Linked DNA regions of Homo sapiens: region 1 is linked to region 2. Evidence: chromatin loops called from intact Hi-C (ENCODE). Cell type or tissue: PC-3. All regions are shown on one strand. Each heading gives the region's core, and the rest is flanking DNA. Links, peaks and the distances in the headings are about the cores only.

Region 1 (5,378 bases), core at 99-5,098, 69 kb after region 2:
TCTGCCCTAGCTGGATGTTCCCAGGATATTCACTTATTAATTCACTCAAATCGTCATTTGCCCATTGTACTGAGCTTCTACTGTGTACCAGGTTTCTAGGTCCTGGGGTTCAAGCAGTGAACATGATAGATTAAAGTCCTGACTCTTACAAGGCTTTACTCTGATTCATTCATTCATTCATTCAGTAATTCACTTGTCCTTTCCTCGCTCCTTCTTTCCCTCTCTTATTTATGCCCATGAGGACTCATTTAATTATTTTAGGTACCTTTTCCTCTATTCATGCATTCATTTATCACTCGACCAAACAACCAGCCAGCCAGTCAACACTTAGCGCTTAGTGTGTGCCAAGCCCCATGATGGGTGCCAAGGACAATGGAGGGGAATCTGCCATACTCCCTGTTCTGAGAGAGCTCCCTGTGTGTGGGAGAGGCTGACTTGTAGCACCCAGATAACTAACATAAGACAGAAAGTGAACAGTGACATCAGAGAGGCCAAAAGTGCAGTCAGAGCTCAAAGGAGGGAGAGCCCACCTCTAGCTAGCTTCCTGGAGGAGGTAGTATTTTTATTTTAAGGTGGGTCTTGAAGGCATGGAGAAGGTGACACAATAGAGATAGAGGAGGGCTTACCTAGCAATGAGAATACCAAAGGCGCAGAGGCAGGAACATTTATTTTCTTTAGGGAACAATTGAGGGCTGGGTACGTTGGCTCACACCTGTAATCCCAGCACTTTGTGAGGCTGAGGCAGGTGGATCCCATGAGGCCAGGAGTTCCAGACCAGCCTGGCCAACATGGGGAAACCCCATCTCTACTAAAAATACAAAAATTAGCAGGCATGGTGGTGCACACCTGTAATCCCAGCCACTCAGGAGGCTGAGGCAGGAGAATTACTTGAACCTGGGAGGTAGAGGTTGCAGTGAGCTAAGATCGCACCACTGCACTCCAGCCTGAGTGACAGAGCAAGACTCTGTCTTGAAAAAAAAAAAAAAAAAAAAAGAACAATTGAGATGAGGTCATTGATGGGTTGGGAAGGTCCCAATATATGAGGTTCCAATATATGGAACCAATATATGAGGGCCTTGAATGCCAGATGAAAGGTGTCACCTTGCTCTTTTTGCTTATTCTACTGATGTCGAGCCCTGCCTATCACCAAAGAGCAGCTACTAAAAATGGTACAGATGTTAAGATTATTTAAGCAGAAAAGAAAGAGGGAAATAGAGTCAAAGAAAAAAAGCAAACTGAACACAAGACAAATTGGCTGCCCATCAGGTTTGTGCCGCTGTGGCTGCTCTGGTAAGAAAGTCAGTGCGATGTAGTATGTTCCTTTAGCACCTGTCCAAGGAGGAGATGTGACATTTCCAAGGAAGAAAACATTTTTTTTGTTTTCTGTTTTTTTATTTTATTTGTTTTTTTTTTTTTTATTTTTAGAGACAGGGTCTCACTCTCTCACCCAGGCTGGATTGCAGTGGTGCTAGCAGAGCTCACTGCAGCCTTGAACTCCTGGGCTCAAGCGATCCTCCCACCTCAGCCTCCTAAGTAGCTGGGACTATAGGCGCGTGCCACCATGCCCAACTAATTTCTAAATTTTTTGTAGAGACAGGGTCTTGCTAGGTTGCCCAGGCTGGTCTCAAACTCCTTGCCTCAACTCGGCCTCCCAAAGTGCTGGGATTACAGGTGTGAGCCTCCACGTCCTGCCCAGAAAACATTTTCTCTAGTAGAGGATTTAGAGAGAAGAGTGAGTGGGTTTCACTCAGCAATCAGAAGTGGAGAAGGATGGTGAACATGGGAGGAGGGAGTTAGATCAGAGGCCATTTGGAGCTGTCTCCTAGAATTTTGCCATCATTCATTCATCCATTCTTTTTCCCTCTCTCTCTCAATATATGTGTGTGTGTGTGTGGGTGTGTGTGTGTGTATGTGTAACTTCCCCCTCTAATTATTAAATAAATAAGCAAATAAATGAAGGTAATACATACTTTATTTCAGAAATGTTGGAAGATTCAGAAAATTAGAAAATTTCTTTTTATCACCCAAAATGTGCCCCCTAGAGGCAATCATAGTTAATGTTTTGGTGCGTTCTAATCTTTTCCCCCATGCATATGTAACTTTTTATATAGTTCAGATCATACCACACATGCAATTTATCTTACTCTTTTCCCATAATTTGCTACTGTAATTTTCTCATGCTATTGAAATGTTTTTGTAAATGTCAAGTTTTTAATAGCTGTGCATTATCTTATTAAATGGATATACTATCCTCTATTGTTAAAATTTAGGTTGTTTCAAATTGTCCCCATAAGTAACACTTAGTGAGTTTTTTTTTTTTTTTTTTGAGACAGGGTCTTGCTCTGTTGCCTAGGCTGGAGTGCAGTGGTGCAATCATGGTTCACTGCAACCTCCTCCTCCCAGGCTCAAGCTATTATCCCACTTCAGCCTCCCAAGTAGCTGGGGCCACAGGTGTGTGCCACCACACCCAGCTAATTTTTGTATTTTTTGTAGAGATGGGATTTTGCCATGTTGCCCAGGTTGGCTCTCGAATTCCTGGGCTCGAGCGATCCACCTGCCTCAGCCTCCCAAAGTGCTGGGATTATACCACGCCTGCCCTAGCATTCTTTTTTTTCTTTTTCTTTTTTTTTTTTTTGAGACAGAGTCTCAATCTTGTTGCTCAGGCTGGAGTGCAGTGGCGCGATCTTGGCTCACTACAGCCTCTGCCTCCCGGGTTCAAGCAATTCTGCCTCAGCCTCCCGAGTACCTGGGACTACAGGCACATGGTGCCATGCCTGGCTAATTTTTTGTATTTTTAGTACAGATGAGGTTTCACCATGTTGGCCAGGATGGTCTTGATCTCCTGACCTCGTGATCCACCTGCCTCGGCCTCCCAAAGTGCTGGGAGTACAGGCGTGAGCCACCATGCCCCGCCTGCACTAGCATTCTTGCACATACCTCTTGCACATATTTCTGAGTAGTTCCTTAGGGTAGATTCCTAGAAGAGAATCACTGGGTACAAACATTTAGGTTCTTGCCAAATTACCTTCCAAAAGAGTTATGTTACCATACATGCCCACTTCCCTGCACTCTTCCTAGCACTGGATTTCATTTTAAATTATTTTTGCTAATTAGGAAGGCAAACAATAGTATCTGATTGTTTTAATTACAGTGTATTCTGAGTTGTTGAGAAAAAATTCCCCACTCTGGGGAAGATAGCAACTGGCTGTTGTACTGAAGGACACCCTCCCTGCCCCAATCCTGGCTAAGGGGCCGAGGGTACCCATTGACCCTCAGTCCTGACTATCGTGGCCCGTGCCTGGGTGTGGGGGTGGTGGAGCACCCCTACCACCCAGTGCCCATAATTATGTGACATATCCCTGTGTTACTCCCTCCCCCAGGGGTTGACAATGGTGAAGACATCCCCCGAGACCTCCTGGTGGGCATCTACCAGCGCATCCAGGGGCGTGAACTGCGGACCAACGATGACCATGTGTCCCAGGTGCAGGCTGTGGAGCGCATGATTGTTGGAAAGAAACCAGTAAGTGCCTTGGGAGGCTGCAGAGGGGCCAGGGTTCAGGTCTGCCTCTGCCACTAAGTGGTAAGTCACTGCACCTCCCTGAGCCCCAGGTGCCCTTTACCTGCAATACAGAGTGGGTGATAATGCATTCCTCAGAAGGCTGTGGTGCAGAGTGAATGCATCGAGCACATTCCAAGGCCCATAGTGGGTACTATATAAATATTAGCATCCTTTTCACCTCCGGCTTTGCCTGTCCATCCTAAGTGAAGAGCCAAGCTAATGGTTAGCAGAAAACCAAAGTAAGAACACACTTTAGGCCAGGTACAATGGCTTGTGCCTGTAATCCCAGCACTTTGGGAGGCCGAGGTGGGTGGATCACCTCAGGTCAGGAGTTCCAGACCAGCCTGGCTATCATGGCAAAACCCTGTCTCTACTAAAAATACAAAAATTAGCTGCGGGCGTGATGGTGCATGCCTGGAGTTCCAGCTACTCAGGAGGCTGAGGCAGGAGAATTGCTTGAACCCGGGAGGCGGAGGTTGCAGTGAGCTGAGATCGTGCCAACGCACTCCAGCCTGGGGCCACAGAGCAAGACTCCGTCTCAAAAAAAGAAAAAAAAAAAGAAAACGCTTTAGCCAACAAACATTTGTGGATGCCTTTCCACTGAGCCCAGCATTTGCTGGGCACCAGAGTTGGTGCTGGGCATTCATAGATATGAATCAGACGTGTTCTCTATCCTTGGGGGCACTCACAGACCAGTCGGGGTGTGAAACAAAGACACATATAATACTTCTGCTTTATGGTCCAGTTTAGGAGAGGAGAAAGGAGAGAGAGACCATTTTCAGCCTGGAGAAATCAGGGAAGGCTTCTTGGAAGAGATCATTTTGGGATTGAATTTTTTTTTTTTTTTTTTTTTTTTTTTGACATGGAGTTTCACTCTGTCACTCAGGCTGGAGTGGAGTGGCATGATCTCGGCTCATTGCAACCTCTACCTCCTGGGTTCAAACGATTCTCCTGCCTCAGCCTCCTGAGTACCTGGGATTGCAGGCGCCCACCACCACACCCAGCTAATTTTTGTGTTTTTAGTAGAGACGGGGTTTCACCATGTTGGCCAGGCTGATCTCGAACTCCTGACCTCAAGTGATCCGCTCGCCTCGGCCTCCCAAAGTGCTGGGATTACAGGCGTGAGCCACTGCGCCCGGCCGGGATGGAAATTTGAAAGGGAGTTGAAATATGACCATGCAGAGCTGGGCAAGAAAGACATTCCAGACAGAAGGGCAAAGGCAAGGTAGCAGATAAGTTTAGGTCTTAGTTGCTGATACCCCTTGTGTCAGAGTGACACACATGTATGAGTGGTAAACTTCTTGCGGTTGAAAGTTAAGGTGCCAGGAGGCCTGAAGCTGATGGGCTGGCCTTGCTGACACCTGTTTCTTCATGCCTGTCTAGGTCCTGTCTCTCCCTCACCGTCGACTGGTTTGCTGCTGCCAGCTCTACGAGGTGCCAGATCCAAACCGCCCCCAGAGGCTAGGGTTGCATCAGCGGGAGGTCTTCCTCTTCAATGATCTCCTTGTGGTATGAGCACTGTGGGGGAGGAGATGGGAGGGAGAGAGTGAGCTTGACACCTAAGTCTGGTGTGAACCATATTGATGTAGGTGTGTGGTGTGTGGAGTGTGGCGGGCGAGGTGTTCTGCCATGCCATCTGCATGGTCTCAGGCAAGGCCCAGGCCTTCTCTGCCCCTCCTTTTCCTCACAGATGCATTTGGAGGTAGTAACAGACACACAGGGACAGAAAATATGAGGACCAAAGGAGATGACAGACTTACAACCTGGGAAGTGGTAGGAAATATCCCTGTCCACCTCAATAGCCCATAGGGTTGTGTGA
Region 2 (5,378 bases), core at 294-5,293:
GAAGTCTCTCCTTTGGGGTCTTGGGTACTTTTCCCAGGGGGTGTCTCTCCTTCCCAGGAGGGAAAACCATTTATCTTCCCTCCCACTGTGTTGTGAGCATTATCTTCGTGTGGGAGGAAATGGTAATGTTGAATTTAATGAGAATGAGAGTCTTGCTTCTCTATCTAGATCTGGGGCAAGAATGGGGTTGTTATCATCTACAAACATTTCTTGGCTGTGTGCACAGCGCAGGAGGGGCCACGAGGCTGAGCAAACACTGCACTCTTAGCGCTTGCAGAACCCCTGCTCCCCTCCATCCAGGGAGACAGGGTTGCAGGCCTAGCCATGCCATAGAGGCAACACTCAGGACAAAATGAGTGGCAAGAATGGTGAGGAGTGGAAGTTCTCAGAGGAAGGAGGGATCAGGCCAGGCCAGGCTGCTGTTTGAGTACCTGGGCGGTGGGTGAGGGATGAGGGGTATGGAAGGAATGTGAGTGGTCCCTTCATGGAGGTGGCAGCTGGGAGGAAGACGTCAGACCAGACTTGCTGCCTGCCCTTTCCTCATCTGTCCCACCCCTGCCTACCAAGGTCTCTGAATTTGCTGGGCGCAGAGTAAAGGCCTGGAGCATGGGGAAGAGGCCACACGTGTACCGAGTGAGTCTCAGCCTTCTGCCAGGCCCCACGCTATGTGACTTTATGTAATAATAGCTAACATTTTTTCACTGCTCTTACTGTGTGCTAAGCACTATTTGTTCTAAGCGCTTTCCATGTATTAATTCATTCAATCTCCACATGAATCCTCTCGTGTAGATATTGTTATTAACTCCATTTTACAGATGAGGAAACTGAGGCCCAGAAAGGTTGGATAGCATACCCAGGATCACTCAATGAATAAGTGGCAGAACTGTGAAGGAGCTGGAGGAGCCCAGGGAGTTGGGCTTCAGGGTCCGCAGTGTTCTAACCCACCCTGGAGCACTACTTCTTACCTCATTTGCACAGAGCCCCTGTCAGATGGGTGTGTTCGTTTGTTTGTTTGTTTTATGAGTTTCACTCTTGTTGCCCAGACTGAAGTGCAATGGCACACTCTTGACTCACTGCAACCTCCACCTCCTGGGCTCAAGCAATTCTCATGCCTCAGCTTCCCGAGTAGCTGGGATTACAAACACGTGCCACCACCCCCGACTAATTTTTGTATTTTTAGTAGAGACGGGGTTTCACCATGTTGGTCAGGCTGGTCTCGAACTCCTGACCTCAGGTGATCCGCCCACCTCTGCCTCCCAAAGTGCTGGGATTACAGGCATGAGCCACTGCGCCCAGCCTATTATCTTCATTTTTTCAGACAAGGAAACAAGGATCAGAGAGGTACAGTGACCTGCCCGAGGTTATTCAGGCAGATGGAGCCCAGAACTGTCTGGCTTCCAAACCTATGGTACACCGCTGCCTCCCGCAGGTGGGCTTTAAAGACATCAGAGCTACTCCAGGTATGTGGCTCTAGCTTCCTCCAACAGAGCTCCCAGGACCCCTGCTCTAGGCAGGCTCCCTCTCACCATCACCCCCTGAATTTTGGCCATGGTCTCCTAGTAGATTGCCCCTCCTGCTCTCTCTCCATCAAGCCTCTGATGAGGTGCAGCCAGACCATGTTCTGCAGTCCAGCTCCAGTAGTTTCACTCTCTCTTTGGCCTGAGAACTCCTCCGCCTGCCCTGCATGGTCTTCTTAGGATCTGTCCCCAGTTTGCCTTTTTCCTCTCGTCTTTGTACAGACTATGCTCCAGCCAGGCTGACCCGTGTGCCCCCCTGGTTAGCCCACTCAGGCCTTCTGCTAGCCTCTAGGTCTTTGCTCATGTTGTTCCCTTCTCTTGGGCTGCTGTACCCAGTTCCCAGGCTGGACTCAGCTGTTACCTCTCCTATGTCTGTTTGCTGGTGTCTCTGATGTTTGGTCTATCCTTGACCCTCTCAATGAGCACATTGCCCCTTTTTATTCCTTCATGGTTGTTTACATCTCATGTCCCCTCTGTTAGACTGAGACCCCCTTCAGATTTACATTTAACTGACATATACTGAGTGCATTTTGTGTGTCAGGTTCTGTGTTAGGTGCTGTGGGCATGAGTGAAGGAGCTAAAAGCTTGGAAACACATAGCACAGCACATAGTAGCTGCTTAATAAATACTGAGTAGATAAATGAATGTCTGATTGAGTCCTGCTGAACTAATAGCCAAAGGTACCTAATTTTTTCTTCCTTCCAGGACTCCTGTAGTAAGAAATGACAACTTCAGAATTCTCTTGGGGTAGGCACAGTAGCTCCCAGCACTTTGGGAGGTCAAGGCGGGAGGATCACTTGTGCCAGGGAGGTTGAGGTTACAGTGAACTATGATTGTGCCACTGCACTCCAGCCTGGGCAACAAATTGAGATCCCATCCCTAAGGAAAAATAAATTCTTTTGGCTTTTCTGTGGCTTTTTTCTCATGCTCCCTGGAGCCATTTTGGCCTTTGCTGTCTCTTCTCACGCTCACCAGCCTTCCGATTCATAGAATGTCAAGGTAGCAGACTTGGACGAGACTTTGGAGACATTTAGACCAATCTGCTGATCATTATCTCTCCCTGCCATGTCAGGCTGTGGTCCTGACCCTCGATGCCAAGTCTTCTGTTCTGAAAGGAGCAAAGAGGCCTGCACAGGACCTGTGTGCAGTTCACTCAGCCCAGTGGGAAGTTGCTTATTTATCCATCAAACCTTTCTTGAGCTCAGACCCTGAGCTGGACATGGTATCTCAGGGTTGACATAAGACTTGGCCCCTCTGCCTCACTCACTGCAGTGTTCCCTGGCAGGATCATAAACATTGGTCATGGGGAAGAATGCTTAGTAAGTGACTTACTTCCTCTTTTGGGGAAGCTCGTTTAGGGCAACATAATTTGCCAGTTACTATAACTTCCTCATGGTATTTGGTTTCTCTCCAAGCCTGCCTGTTGGAAGCATTTACACGGGGAAGCCCATTCCCCAGTGCTTAGTAGCTGAAGCTCTCTGGGACCTTAGCATTCAGAGAAAGTGTGGTGCCATGGAAGGACTTTGTGTAACTCTAGGCAAATCACTTCACTTTCAGAGCCTCAGTTTTCTCAAGTAGTAAATAGGAATAAAACTGTATTTTCTGATGCATGAGATTCATGTTGCCAGCCCCCTACCTCCCTCAAAAAAATTGTATCAGAAAATTTCCTGGCTGCCTGGCATACCGTACATCAAGGTCCTGATCAGGCTGGAAAGCTGAGAATGGAAAATAATACATGAGACTGCCCTGCCCCCTAGAGGCGGAATGTGGCAAACACACAACAATGCAAAGACCGATGCATCGCATCCCTTTCAAAACAAAGATGACAAGCCAGAGCTACACGGCTGATCAGGATTATTCCTCCAACATTTTAGATGTAAATGTATCACTATCATCACCTAATAGGTACCATTTCACTAATGTTTCACTAGTGCATTTCGTTGGAGCGATGTGATTTTTATACCTTTTTAAAGGAGTGATAGGACTGCATATCCAGGCCCTGTGATTTCCTGCTGGATTCCAGGATACAGCATACTGCATTCACCTGAATAAAACCAATATTTTCCTTCATATAACCACTTTAGAATTATTGTCATTATATCTGTGATGAAAAGTACCTAACTTGGCTCTTCCCCCACATTTTCTTATAAATCTGAGAGGCATCTCTCACAACTGTATATCTGATATGCCAGCCAATTCATAAACAACCCATCTCATTGTGATGGTTGTGAAAATTAAATAAGATGACGTAGGTGAAGCGCTGAGCACACAGTATGTGTTTACTCAGCGATAGCCATTATTATTAATAATAACTCTGTAAAGCTCTGTGCTGTGGGAGGACAGGAGGAGAAACCATGTGGCAGCTCACCACATTTCAGAGAGAGAGGTCAGTCCAGTGAACATTGCATGCCAGGATGTGCCATGCCTTGTGCCATCACAGGCAGAGAATTCTATGATTAGTATATAGTTCCTGGCTTCAAGGTGCTCATAATTGGGTGGAGAAGGTGGTGGTGGAAATAGACGATTGCAGTGTGCTATCCAGTGTGTCATGCCAGAGGGGAGCACAGGGGGCCACAGGTGCTCAAAGGAGAGACATCACCCTGGACTGTCAGGGAAGGCTTACTGGAGGAGGTGATACCTGAGCTGAGGCTTGGAGGATGAGTTTGAGTTAGCTAGGTGAAGAAGGACAGCATGTGGGTTGGTGGGAATTGGGGGCAAAAGGGAGGTTAAGGCAGAGGGGCCAGCATGAGCAAACACACAGAGGTATGGGCCCAGCAGGATATGTGTATGGGGAGGTTTTTTGTTTGTTTGTTTTGTTTTTTTATGAGTTCAGTACAAACTAGAGCACAAACAGAGAGACTCGCAGGGGAGTCTGGAGGGTTGGCCGGCTCACATCTTGAGGACACTTCACTAGCAGCGTCAGGAGCTTTCTGCTGTTTTGTTTTTGTGTTGTTTTTGTTTTTATTTTTTTGAGACGGAGTTTTGCTCTTTCGCCCAGGCTGGAGTGAAGTGGCGTGATCTCAGCTCACTGCAGCCTCTTCCCCGCCCCAGGTTCAAGCAATTCTCCTGCCTCAGCCTCCCGAGTAGCTGGGATTACAGGCGTGTGCCACTATGCCTGGCTAATTTTTGTATTTTTAGTAGAGACAGGGTTTTGCCATATTGGCCAGGCTGGTCTCAAACTCCTGACCTCAGGTGAGCCACCTGCCCTGGCCTCCCAAAGTACTAGGATTACAGGCATGAGCCACCATGCCTGGCCAAGTAGCATTTTAAACTGGGGGAGAGGTGCTTATTGTGGTGTGGGAGAACATGTCAAGAGCCACGTTTTGGAGAGATCCCCCTAGAGGGCAGTTTGGAAGATAGATTGGAGGGTATCCAGGGAGGAGGCTGGTACAGCAGTCTAGATGAGAGATGATCAGGCCTGTGCTTGGGCAGTGGGAGTAGAGATAACCTATGTGGGGAGAAAGATGATGATGGAGGGGAGCGCAGCCTGCTCTGGAAGCTCAGAGGAGTGGCAGCGTTCATGACCAGTAGGGTTTTAATAATACCAGCATAGAAATCAAGAAATCACAAGTTGGAAGGACTCTGACAAATCATCCAACTGAAGCTATTCATTTTACAGATGAAAAGACTGAGGCCCAGAGAGAGAAAGGACTTGTATAAGGCCAGTCAGGGTGTGAGCAGAAAAGAGAACGCTGATTAGAAGAGTCACCCTAGTATGAATGCCAGCATTCAGAGCATCTTTTCTTTTCTTTTCTTTTTTTTTTTTTTGAGATGGAGTCTCTCGTTCTGTCACCCAGGCTGGAGTGCAATGGCGCGATCTCGGCTCACTGCAACCTCCGCCTCCTGGGTTCAAGGGATTCT

What was found. A loop is a pair of places that touch in the nucleus more often than their neighbours do. Peaks named below come from ENCODE experiments on the same cell type or tissue, not always from the same donor. Only the 100,000 strongest peaks of a DNase experiment are listed, where the experiment ranks them.
Region 1: a loop joins it to region 2, with 5 times the contacts of the local background. A loop is called at or near these places in 4 of 110 quality-filtered maps.

What each region holds. Positions count from the first base shown.
Region 1 is chrX:53,241,474-53,246,851 of GRCh38, reverse strand. It overlaps IQSEC2 (IQ motif and Sec7 domain ArfGEF 2), which reads left to right. Exons shown (of 15, transcript NM_001111125.3): 9 at 3,381-3,520; 10 at 4,943-5,068. Among named protein-coding and RNA genes, the nearest start is that of KDM5C, 19 kb to the right of the region's middle. In PC-3, for the core only: CTCF peaks have their summits at 1,849 and 2,052 (motif pointing left); no DNase peak of the experiment used is centred there.
Region 2 is chrX:53,311,029-53,316,406 of GRCh38, reverse strand. The region is part of intron 1 of IQSEC2 (IQ motif and Sec7 domain ArfGEF 2); the gene reads left to right. Among named protein-coding and RNA genes, the nearest start is that of IQSEC2, 7.6 kb to the left of the region's middle. In PC-3, for the core only: CTCF peaks have their summits at 1,439, 3,080 and 3,280 (motif pointing left); DNase peaks (open chromatin) are centred at 2,856 and 3,276; H3K27ac peaks cover 1,856 bases.